Linked DNA regions of Homo sapiens: region 2 is linked to region 1. Evidence: read pairs that join two places in POLR2A ChIA-PET (ENCODE). Cell type or tissue: GM12878. All regions are shown on one strand. Links, peaks and the distances in the headings refer to the core of each region. The heading gives the core; the rest is flanking DNA.

Region 1 (5,440 bases), core at 315-5,314:
CTCTCCTTTCTTTAAGATGAGCAGAGGTTTAAAAAAAAATGAGTTTGGGGAATGAGCCTTGAAAGTCCTTCCAGCTTCAGGACCGGCACTTGCTCTGACAGTCTGACTTCTGCCCTGTGGGCCGGCGCTCCTGCAAATGGGCAGTGTTTCAAGAGAGGACTGAGCCTCATGCAGATCCATCTCATGGGAACCCTGAAGCTTCACTGACCAACAGAGGCTCCACCTGGGCGACTTGAAACATGCTTAAAGGGTTTATCTGTCATTCATCCCGATGAGTTTAGTTCTGTTTTCCTCTTGGATTTCATTGATATTTCTGCATACCATCAAAGCCCTGTCTTATGATTGATCATGAGGTGGGACTTAGAAATGCGCTAAGTACCTGTGGATTTTAGACTGTGTCAAAGCCCTCGAAGCTGAAACAGAGGACTGACAAGGTGAGGGCCCGGGGTCCCCCACGGTGGAACTGCAGTGTCCTGATCGCAGCTGGTGGGCTCCGTACCTGGGCAGGATGGGCTCTACTGGAGCAGCCAGTGTCCAGAAGGAGCTTCTGTCTCTACCCCTTGGCACTGGCCACTCATTTTATAGAAGAGATTTTCTTTAGACCAGAGTTTATTAGAAAGCCAAGGAAAATGAGAACACGTCCCCCTGTGAAGTACCTGCCACACATAGCCCTGTTGAAGCCAGTTTGGTGGCTGTTGGGTCTTTGGCAACGAGATCAGTCTGTTGGCCTCGGCCCCGGTAAGCCCCACAGGCCAGGGGTCTGGAGGAAGGATGGGGTGCAGCCTGCGATAGGTGAGGCTACGGAACCCTGACGAAGCAGGGGCTGTGTTCGAGGAGTGATCCATGCGGAGGAGGGAAACCAGGAGGAGGTCTTGGCGTATACCACACTGCTTACCCCTTTCCTGAAGCAGGCACAGGACCCAAGGGGGTGTGGCGCCCTGTGGCCCACCATGCTTTCAGAGCAGCAGCCTCTGCAGAGACACTGGTCCCAGAAAAGCCACCGCCTGAGTGTCCCCCAGCCACGGCCACCATCCCCACAGCTTTCATGCTTCAAGCAGCATATTTGTTCTCTGATGGTTCTGGAGGCCAGGAGTCCAGACCAGACCTCCCTGCGCGGCCACTGGGGTGTGGGCAGGCCCTGCCCTCCAGGGGCTCCAGGTGCTCCGTTCCTCGTGCTCTCCACCTCGAGAGCTGTGCTCCTTGCATTCCCGGGCTTGTGGCCTTCTTCGCCTCACCCTAACCTTTGCCTCCGTGGTCATATCCCTGATTCTCACCCCGACCCTCTGTGGTTACATCAGTCCCAGACGATTACCCAGCATCATCTCCCATCCAAGATCCAAGTGTGATGGTGGCCACCGAGTCCACTCTGGCACGTGGGATCACATCCGCGGTTCTGGGGCTGAACCGGGATGTCTGGGGGGACATGCCCACCTCCCCCTCATCCTGCCATTTCCCTTGTTGAACCTTCAGTGTGATGTCCCAGTGGCTTCTGTCCTGCTGGCTGGACTCAGCTGGTGCACTGAGAGGCAGACACTTTTTTTTTTTTTTTTTTTTTGAGACGGAGTCTCGTTCTGTCACCCAGGCTGGCACTGCAACCTCTGCCACCCGGGTTCAAGCGATTCTCCTGCCTCAGCCTCTCGAGTAGCTGGGGTTACAGACATCTGCCACCACGCCCGGCTCATTTTTGTATTTTTAGTAGAGATGGGGTTTCACTATGTTGCCAGGCTGGTATTGAACTCCTGACCTCACGTGATCTGCCCGCCTTGGCCTCCCAACGTGCTGGGATTACAGGCATGAGTTGCTGCACCAGGCCGGCAGGCACTTTTAAAAAACTTGTTGCTATACAATTTCCACACAGTGTCATGGCAGATGCACCCCGTGCAGCTCAACAAGCCCTGCATGCTTCCAGACTCCAGCACCAAGCACCCGAGTCAGGCTACAGACAGACCCCGGCCCCACGGGGCCCTCTCAGTGGAAACCAGGCGGGTGAACCCAGCCCATGGGTCACCGGGTCCAAGTCCCACACATGAACAGTCATGCTGGGAGCTCTGGTACCCAGGTTCTCGGGCTGGGCTCTGTCTGGCGTCCATCTGTGTTGTCGCAAGCGGTGCTCATTGTGACTTTCTTCCATGTGGCATTCCATGGCACGAACCGGGGCCGTTACGGATCAAATCATGCACGTGGCTGTGCCTGCCTTTGGGCACAGACCCAGGGGGGACATGGCTGTTGTGGTGCATGTGTGCTGAGCTCCAGTACATGTCACCCGTGTTCTAAGGGGTCTGTGCCACTCTGGCTGTGCACTGTGGCATGTGAGCCCCATGGCATCACCCCTTCTCCAGCACACAATGCTGCTGTCTAATTTTAGCCACTCTGGTGGGTGTGTAGTGGAGCCTTTTCGCGGTTTAAATGTGCATTTCCCTGCTGACTAGCGGCGTTGAAAACCCTTTGTATCCTCACCAACCCTCTGGGTGGCTTCTCTTTGTGTTTTCTGTTTCCTGTTCCCTCCAATCACACCTTGCAGAGCTGATTGTGCAGGGCTGGCTCACTGAAGCTGCCGTGGCCACGGACGGTGAGGCTGAGACCATTTCCTCCTGTCTGTTGTCTAAAATCATCCCCTAAGGCATTTGTGGATGCAACTGATGAAACCGCCTAAGTCTGCGGTTTCCTTTGTGGGATATTTTTTTCACTACTGTTTTAATTTTTGTAACTTCTGTGATAATAATACCATGCAGATTTTCTATTTCCCCTTGATGTTTTATTATATTTTGTTTAAAGAATTTGTCCGTTTGACCTAAAATGACAACTGTCTTTTTTTTTTTTTTCAAGACAAGGTCTAACTCTGTTGTCCAGGCTGGAGTGCAGTGGTGCAATCTCAGCTCACTGCAGTCTCAACCTCCCTGGGCACAGGCGATCCTCCCACCTCAGCCTCCTGAGTAGCTGGGACTACAGGCACACCTGGCTAATTTTTGTATTTTTAGTAGAGGCGGTTTCACCATATTGGCCAGGGTGGTCTTGAACTCCTGACCTCAATTGATCTGTCCACCTCAGCTCCCCAAATTGCTGGGATTACAGGCCTGAGCCACCATGCCCAGCCAATTTTTGTATTTTTTTGTAGCAATGGGGTCTTGCCATGTTGCTTAGGCTAATCTCAAACTCCTGGGCTCAAGCAATCCACCACCCACCTCGGCCTCCCAAAGTGCTAGGACTACAGGTGTGCACCACTGCGCCTGGCCCAAATATCAACTGCCTTGGCATGACATTGGCATAGCACTGTCTTGATTTACGTGACACCTGTGGCAACGTCTGCTTCTCCACCCCTGTGTGAGCTTGTGGGGGCGGCCACAACAAAGCACTGTGGCTGGCAGCTTCAATAGCAGACATTGGCCAACTCAGTTCTGGAGGCCACGGTCCCAGATCAGGTGTGGGCAGGACTGGCTCCCTCTGAGGCTGCGAGGGATGCTCTGTGTCAGCCTCTCCTTGGCTTGTACATGGCCGTCTTCTCCCTGTGTCCTCACATCATCTTCCCTTGATGCCCGTCTGTCTCTGTGTCCAGATTTCTCCTTCTTATAAGGACACCAGTCACTGGCTTAGGGCCACCCTAATGACCCCATCTTAACTAATCACACGTGCAAATATTCTATTTCCAAATAAGGGCACATTCTGAAGTTCTGGGGGTTAGGACTTTAACACGTAGATTTTGGGGAGGACACAGTACAATCCGTAACAACTTCTTATGAGATCAGAGGTGGGACTTGGACCCCAGACCCAATTGAGGACTAGCTGAAACACAGCCAGGGCGGAAGCGGCTTTCCATGAGACACACCCACCAGTGTTTACCATTGCCGTGGCAACCCCCAGGCGTTACCACCCACTTCCATGGCAATGACCCCACTACACAACGGTTACTACCCCTTCCCTAGAAATTTCTGCATAAACCGCCCCTTAGTCTACATGTAATTAAAAGTGGGTACAAACCTGACTGCAGACCTGCCCTGAGCTGCTGCTCTCAGCACACCACCTATGAGGAGCCCTGCCTGGCAGGAGCAGCCCCGGGGCTGTCACAACACCTGTGGGGAGCCCTGCCCTGGACGCATTGACTTCGGGAGCCCTGCCCTCAGCGCGCCGCCTGTGGGGAGCCCTGCCCCACGGGAGCAGTCCTGGGGCTGTCACACTGCCTGACCTGTAACCCTGCTGCTTCCATACAGCTGTTTCCTTCCACCCTACTGAGGCAGGAGAATAGGGTCTGGAGGCAGGGAACCTAAGGCTGATTCACGCTGACTTCCTAGAACGAAATCAAAAGGAAAACCCCAACTTTCCATGCCCAAGTTACCAAAGAACCAGAAGCTATTCCCTTTGCAATACCTCCCCCTTTTTTCTGAGTGGCAGATGAAAAATTGAAAGTACCTCTGATGAGTCCCCTCCTGCAACCAATCAGACTGGTCGTGGGCCAAGTCTTCATTTGTATGGGAATATAATGCTGTAACTTCAATTCAGCCTCTGATTGTTCGCTTCCCACAACCAAGCCAACCAACTGTGGGTCACTACTTCATTTACATAGGGCATACACCAAGTAACCAATGGGAAACCTCTAGAGGGTATTTAAACCCCCAAGATTCTGTACCTGGGCTCTTGGGCCACTTGCTTGAGCCCACTCCCACTCTGTGGAGTGTACTTTTGTTTTAATAAATCTGTGCTTTTTTTTTTCATTGCTTTGTGGATTTTGTCCAATTCTTAGTTCAAAACACCAAGAACCTGGACAACCTCCACTGGTAACACTACCACTGGCTCATCCTTGAGTGAAGCCAAGAACCCTCACCTGCTAAGCCCCACTTTGGGGCTTGCGTGTCCTGCATCACTTACATAGTTACTTGTATCTTTATTTTTCTGGAATGACCTGTTTTTGTCATTTTCATTATTATTAGTTTTTCTTAGAAGAGTAAATGTTAAATGTTTAGCTTTGCTGATTGTTGATATTTTGTTTTCTCCTTCACTAATTTCTGCTCAGATCCATTACTTGTTTCTTTGTACATTCATTGGTCTATTTTCATATTTCATTTCATACCTTTAGAGCTGGTTAATGAGCTCATTAATCTTTAGCCTTGTTCTAGGAACTTTCACTTCTGGACAAAATGAAGCAACAGGAACGGGATTCGTCCTCCCATTTGACATGACAACACAACCAACAATAGACTAGACAAAATGTATGAAATCACAGCCCTAAAGATCCTGAAGCTCAGCCAAGGAAAGAAGGTGAACCTCAAAAGGCAGGAGCCAAATGCGGCAAGCCTACAATCGCTTACCTGGGAAGACTGTCCGGGCAATGGTGCCCACCTGAGGCTGGACCTGGTCGTCTCCCTGGGGCGAGGAGATGGAGCTGGAGACCAGGGAGGCCAAGGTGGCTGAGGTCTGAGAAAGCACTGGAGGAGTGAACTGTGTGGAA
Region 2 (5,308 bases), core at 18-5,017, 320 kb before region 1:
AATCTTAGCTTAAAACTTCCTAAATGTTGACCACAGTGGATGCAAATGGCTCTGTGCATCGTCTGTTCAGTATGGTCAGATGACCACCCAGGTTCAAGTGGTTTGTCAGCAAGGTGATATGAGCCACACAGAGTGCCCTCCTCAGAGGCCATGTCTCAGAGACGTTTATTTTGAGTGGTTTTCCAGCGAGTGATGCAAGATTTATGATCCATTTTAACAGCCTGCTTTTTATGCATTTGCTCAAATTTTTAGATTTTAGGTTTAGTTTTAGGTTTTCTGTTAAACTTGCTCAACTAGGAGTGGTGGTCAAATACTGGACCGCATTAGTATGGTAGCCTGCCCACCTTGGCAGGCTCCACTGGAGTGCTTTGGGGCCGGCCTGGATTCCAGTCCTGGCTCTACCAGTTTTGTGTCCTTGCTGTTACTGGGAGGGAGTATTGAGGAAATGCATGCGAGGTGCTTCCGTGATTCCTGGCACGGAACAAGTGGTCAGTAATTGTCAGCTGTGAGTATTAGTAGTAGCTAATACACTGCTACTATTCTTGGCTAACAAGCCAGCTCAAAGCTTTGATGGTTTTCCATTACCTGATGATGGTGATGATGGTTTCCACTTACTGAACACTCACATGCTGGGCTAGGCACTTAACCCAAATCCAAGGTCAGCATTATTGTTTGGGGTTTGGGGAGACACCTCCTGCTCTGACTTGTGTGTTTGGGTTCCTGTATTTTCACCAGAGGGCATTAGTCCTGCCCCAGTTCAGCTGGTCCTCAAAGCATATATAGCTCTTTAACCATCAGCAAGTGTCAGTCAGAACATAATCTTGATTTCAGCTGCTACTAAATATCTACCAGGAGACTGCTTGAGAGAGAGAATTGCCTGACAGGTGCTGAGTCCACCATTCCTGAGATACTTTGAAATCAGTGTCTGGCTTAACCCAAGCTGTGTGTCGGGACCCTCTCACTGTGGTCCCAATGGAGTCGCTTTTGTTAGGCGCCCCCCTTTACCTTGGGCTCTGAGCTTCCTCTGCCTTTCATCTCTGCAGGATGAAGCTCCACCCGCCCTTCAGGATGCAAAGCCCTCCTCTATAAAGTGCATGCGGGGCCAGATGCAGTGGCTCACATCTGACCTCCCAACACTTTGGGAGGCCGAGGCAGGGGGATCGCTTGAGCCCAGGAGTTTGAGACCAGCCTGGACAACATTGTGAGACCCTGTTCCTTGAATTGCCCTGGGAGATTTCCTCAGCTTGTACTGGAGGCGTGTGGCCCCATGAAGCCCGTAGTCACCGTTCACCCTGAGAGACGCTGGCTTTGGGGCTCACACGCCTGCTGTGGGGCAGCCCCAGGAGATGGCCACCCTGTTTCTCCTGGAGCTGGAGCTGCGTGTGTTCTCAGAAACTGTGGTGGCTGTTCTCTTTTGTTTGCATCTTATAAACCTTTACCTGATTACATTTTCCTCTTCAATTTAGCTGGTAGAAAACTTAAAGTCAGATTGGTGGCTCGCCAGTAATGAGAGTTTAGAGTAGAGGTAAACTTTATGACATAGTCTTAGACTCTTCACTTTCTCCTCAGCCAACATGATTCACATTTACTTTATTTTGCTGTACTGTGAGTGTCTTTGTGTTCCCTGAATTCTTTCTGGAATAAGGCAGGTTGTTAGTAAGCACAGGTTTCTGGTCCATCTCATAGCCTCAGGCAGTGGGCGGTGCTGTCCGTGCTCCCTTTCTGGGTTACCTGCGGTAGCTCTGAAGTTGCAGGGCTGCGATTTGAAGCCTGATTTAGTACACCGTGTTTCTGTTGTGTTCTGTGGTGGTTTGCTCCTCACATGTGAGCATTCACCGTGGCCCTGTGTTTTTCCACCACACCTCTGCCTGGTGGCATCCTACTGGATGTCTCAGCCGAGCCACTCTGTTCTGAAGATGCCCTTGTCCTCCACCCCTTTGCTTTGGGCTCTGAGCTTCTTCTGCCTTTCATCTCTGTAGGATGAAGCCCCACCCGCCCTTCAGGATGCCAGCCTTGGCAACATCGTGAGACCCTGTTTCTACAAAAACTAAACAAGTGTAGTGGTGCACGCCTGTATTCCCAGCTACTTGGGAGGCTGAGATGGGAAGATCACTTGAGCCTGGGAGGTTGAGGCTGCATTGAGCTGAGATCAAGCCACGGCACTCCAGCCTGGGAGACAGAGCGAAACCCCATCTCAAAAAAACAAAGAAAGTGGATGCGTGCTGCTCCTGCCATTGGATCATCGCAGCATTTTTCTTTTCTCTGATATGCGCCTTTTTCCTCATCGTGGGGGCTCATGTTTTCGTAATTCCCTCTCGCTACTAGATTGTGAGCTGTGTGAAGGAAGGTTCATAGTTGAGTTGTATGTACAGGCACACAAAATTTGTCCTTGGATAGACACATATCAATCCACTTCCTTCTCCTCTCTGAATTTCTTTATTTAAAAAAAAAAGTAGAGATGGAGTCTCACTGTCTTGCCCAGGCTGGTGTCAAACTCCTAGGCTCAAGTGATCCTCCCACCTCTACTAATATGAATTATTAGGCTATGCTAATATGAATTTGTATACTAATATGATTGAAATTAGTTTGACTTCTATAATAATTGTTCTCCCAGATTGGGCTTCTGTTTTGATAGTAGAACTAAATTATTAGGCTATTTCAAGAAATTAATATATTACTGGTAGAAAAACTGAAGCTACAAAATGGCCTGGTTTCTCACTTCAGTTAAATTTGTGCTTCTGAGTGCTTGTATTCTAGGTGAAACCGCACTGAGAAGGTATTTGTGGCCTATACGCTGATTCATTGATTAGACTTCTTTGCACAGGAGAGCTGCTAAAAATTACTGCGGTGAACAGGTACGAAGAAAAAGACTGTTCTCTGCCCTTCTTTTTGCAATAAAATGTTACAAACTATCTTGAGTTTGATCCCTTTTCGGGTGTTTGGGTTTTTTTTAACATTCACATATTTCTTGGAATTATAAGAAATTAACTTTGTGCTTCTGAAGTGGGTTTGCCTTAATATAACACTGATGTATTTGTAAGGGGCATTTTTAAAGCTGTACTTTAAAAAATAATAATTCTTACATTCATTTGAAGGTTTTTTGTTTGTTTGTTTGTTTGTTTGTTTTTGAGCTGAAGGCTTGCTCTGTCACCCAGGCTGGAGTGCAATGGCATTGATCTTGGCTCACTACAACCTCTGCATCTGGAGATCAAGCGATTCTCCTGCCTCAGCCTCCTGAGTAGCTGAGGCTACAGGCACCTGCCACCATGCCCAGCTAATTTTTTGTATTTTTAATAGAGATGGGGTTTCACCGTGTTAGCCAGGATGGTCTCAATCTCCTGACCTCATGATCCGCCCACCTCGGCCTCCCAAAGTGCTGGGATTACAGGCGTGAGCCAGGGGGCCAACATGGTGAAACCCTATCTCTACTAAAAATACAAAATTAGCCGGGAATGGTGGTGTGCGCCTATAATCCCAGCTACTCGGGAGGCTGAGGCGTGAGAATCACTTGAACCTGGGAGGCAGAGGTTGCAGTGAGCTGCGATCGCGCCACTGCACTCCAGCCTGGGGGACAGTGAGACTCCATCTCAAAAAAAAAAAAAAAACACAAAAAAAGAATGGACTAACCCTTGTTTAGGTGTTACAAAATCCAGGCCAGACCAGTCTAAACTTTAATCTCATACCCAGTTCCTAGATGAGTCCCTTCTCCAGCTCAGGTTCGGCCTAAGCCTCAGGGTTCCTTACTTGGTGGGCACCACCTGCTCCCTTCCCCGCCTTTGTTCCTCTTTTTCCTCTGCTGGCTCCTCCGGGGTTGGGTGTGTTCAGAGGCAGAGACAGGCTAAAGGTCTTTGGCTTTTAGGTTCTGTTGATGGGTGAGTTCCAGATACTAGCTTTCTCTTGTAGGATATTTCATTTATTTATCTATTAAAAATATTTATTTAGAACACACCATTCATGTGCCAGACCCTGTTCCAGGCACTGGGGATAGGGTGATAAATGAGATCAACAAAAATACCTGCCCACATTAAGCTCCTGTTCTAGGGAAGACAAAAAAGAAAGAAAATACACGTGTCCTTAGTACATTAGAAGGTTCCAAGTACTGTAGAGAAAAATAAAGTAGGTTGGACTCGGTGGCTCATGCCTGTAATCCCAGCACTTTGGGAGGCTGAGGTGGGAGGATTACTTGAGCTCAGGAATTTGAGACCAGCCTGGGCAACATGGCAGATCCTGTCTCTACAAAAATAAATAAATAAATAAATAAATAAATAAATAAATAAATAAATAAATAAAAATAAAATAAAAATTAGCTGGGTATGGTGGCATGCACCTGTAGTCCCAGCCACTGGGGAGGCTGAGGAGGGAGAATTGCTTCAGCCCAGGGGGTGAAGGCTGCAGTAAGCCGAGATCGTGCCATTGCACTCCAGCCTGGGTGACACAGCCAGACCCTGTCTCAAAAAAAACGAAAGAAAGAAAATGAAAAAAAGAAAGCAGAGATGGGGCAAGCAGGGGAAGAGGACTGGTGCTGGGGTCACGGGGGAGGGGCTGGGGATGCACGGGAGGGGCTGGGGATGCAAGTTTCCTGAGTTCTCACAGTTCTCTGCCCCTCTCCTGTCTCATGGCACAAGGGCCCCCTGGGGCTTGCGGTGGTTTTGCACCAAGCTAATATCTTGTTCTTCCCAACAGATGGAGGCCCATTGAGGCTTCTCTGTCCTCCACGGGGAACAGCATTGGCCTAAACCTGCAGACACCATTGCAAAGGGAATTCAGGCAAACCGGCTGGTGAAGAATGATTCCAGCGTGGGGACAGAGGCTGACATTTCTTGCGTGGGTGATTTAATGTTGGGCCTCAATTTTTCACTCCCCCCATAAGAGTATGACATAGCCACAACCTTGCCAGGGCCCGAGGGAGGGTGGATGGACTTATCCATCCCATAGGTGTGGCTCGTGGCTGGGTGACTTGCTTCTGCCAATGAGATTTTCACAGACACGGCAGAAGCAGAAGCCTGGAATGTGTGGCGCTGCCAGGCCTGCCCTCTAAGGCTCTTGATTTTCCCCACGAGATGTGCGTGCCCCAGGGAACGGCGGCTCTGGCTGTGGGATGAGAGGCATGTGGAGCAGGCATGGTTCCCATCCTCAGCCTGGAGTCAAGGCCAGACTAGATCAGCCTAAACCCAGCCACGCCACGGGTACAGCAGTGAAGAGCGAATGCCAACTGTCCATGACAGTGACTTTCAAAGGGGCGTGTCATGTGCCTCATCCCAGCAACAGGGAAGGCATTTCTCTATCAGTCAGTTGGTAAATGATTATT

Evidence for each region. ChIA-PET counts read pairs that join two places held together with the same protein. Peaks named below come from ENCODE experiments on the same cell type or tissue, not always from the same donor. Only the 100,000 strongest peaks of a DNase experiment are listed, where the experiment ranks them.
Region 2: POLR2A ChIA-PET joins it to region 1 with 5 read pairs; 3 of 35 experiments call an interaction of 5 or more read pairs at or near these places.

The regions. Positions count from the first base shown.
Region 1 is chr5:1,310,255-1,315,694 of GRCh38, reverse strand. No RefSeq gene overlaps it. Among named protein-coding and RNA genes, the nearest start is that of MIR4457, 3.6 kb to the right of the region's middle. RefSeq lists an enhancer at 2,598-2,667. In GM12878, for the core only: no CTCF peak of the experiment used is centred there; a DNase peak (open chromatin) is centred at 2,524; H3K4me3 peaks cover 661 bases; H3K27ac peaks cover 2,619 bases.
Region 2 is chr5:1,626,302-1,631,609 of GRCh38, reverse strand. It overlaps the pseudogene PDCD6P1. Among named protein-coding and RNA genes, the nearest start is that of MIR4277, 80 kb to the left of the region's middle. In GM12878, for the core only: no CTCF peak of the experiment used is centred there; no DNase peak of the experiment used is centred there.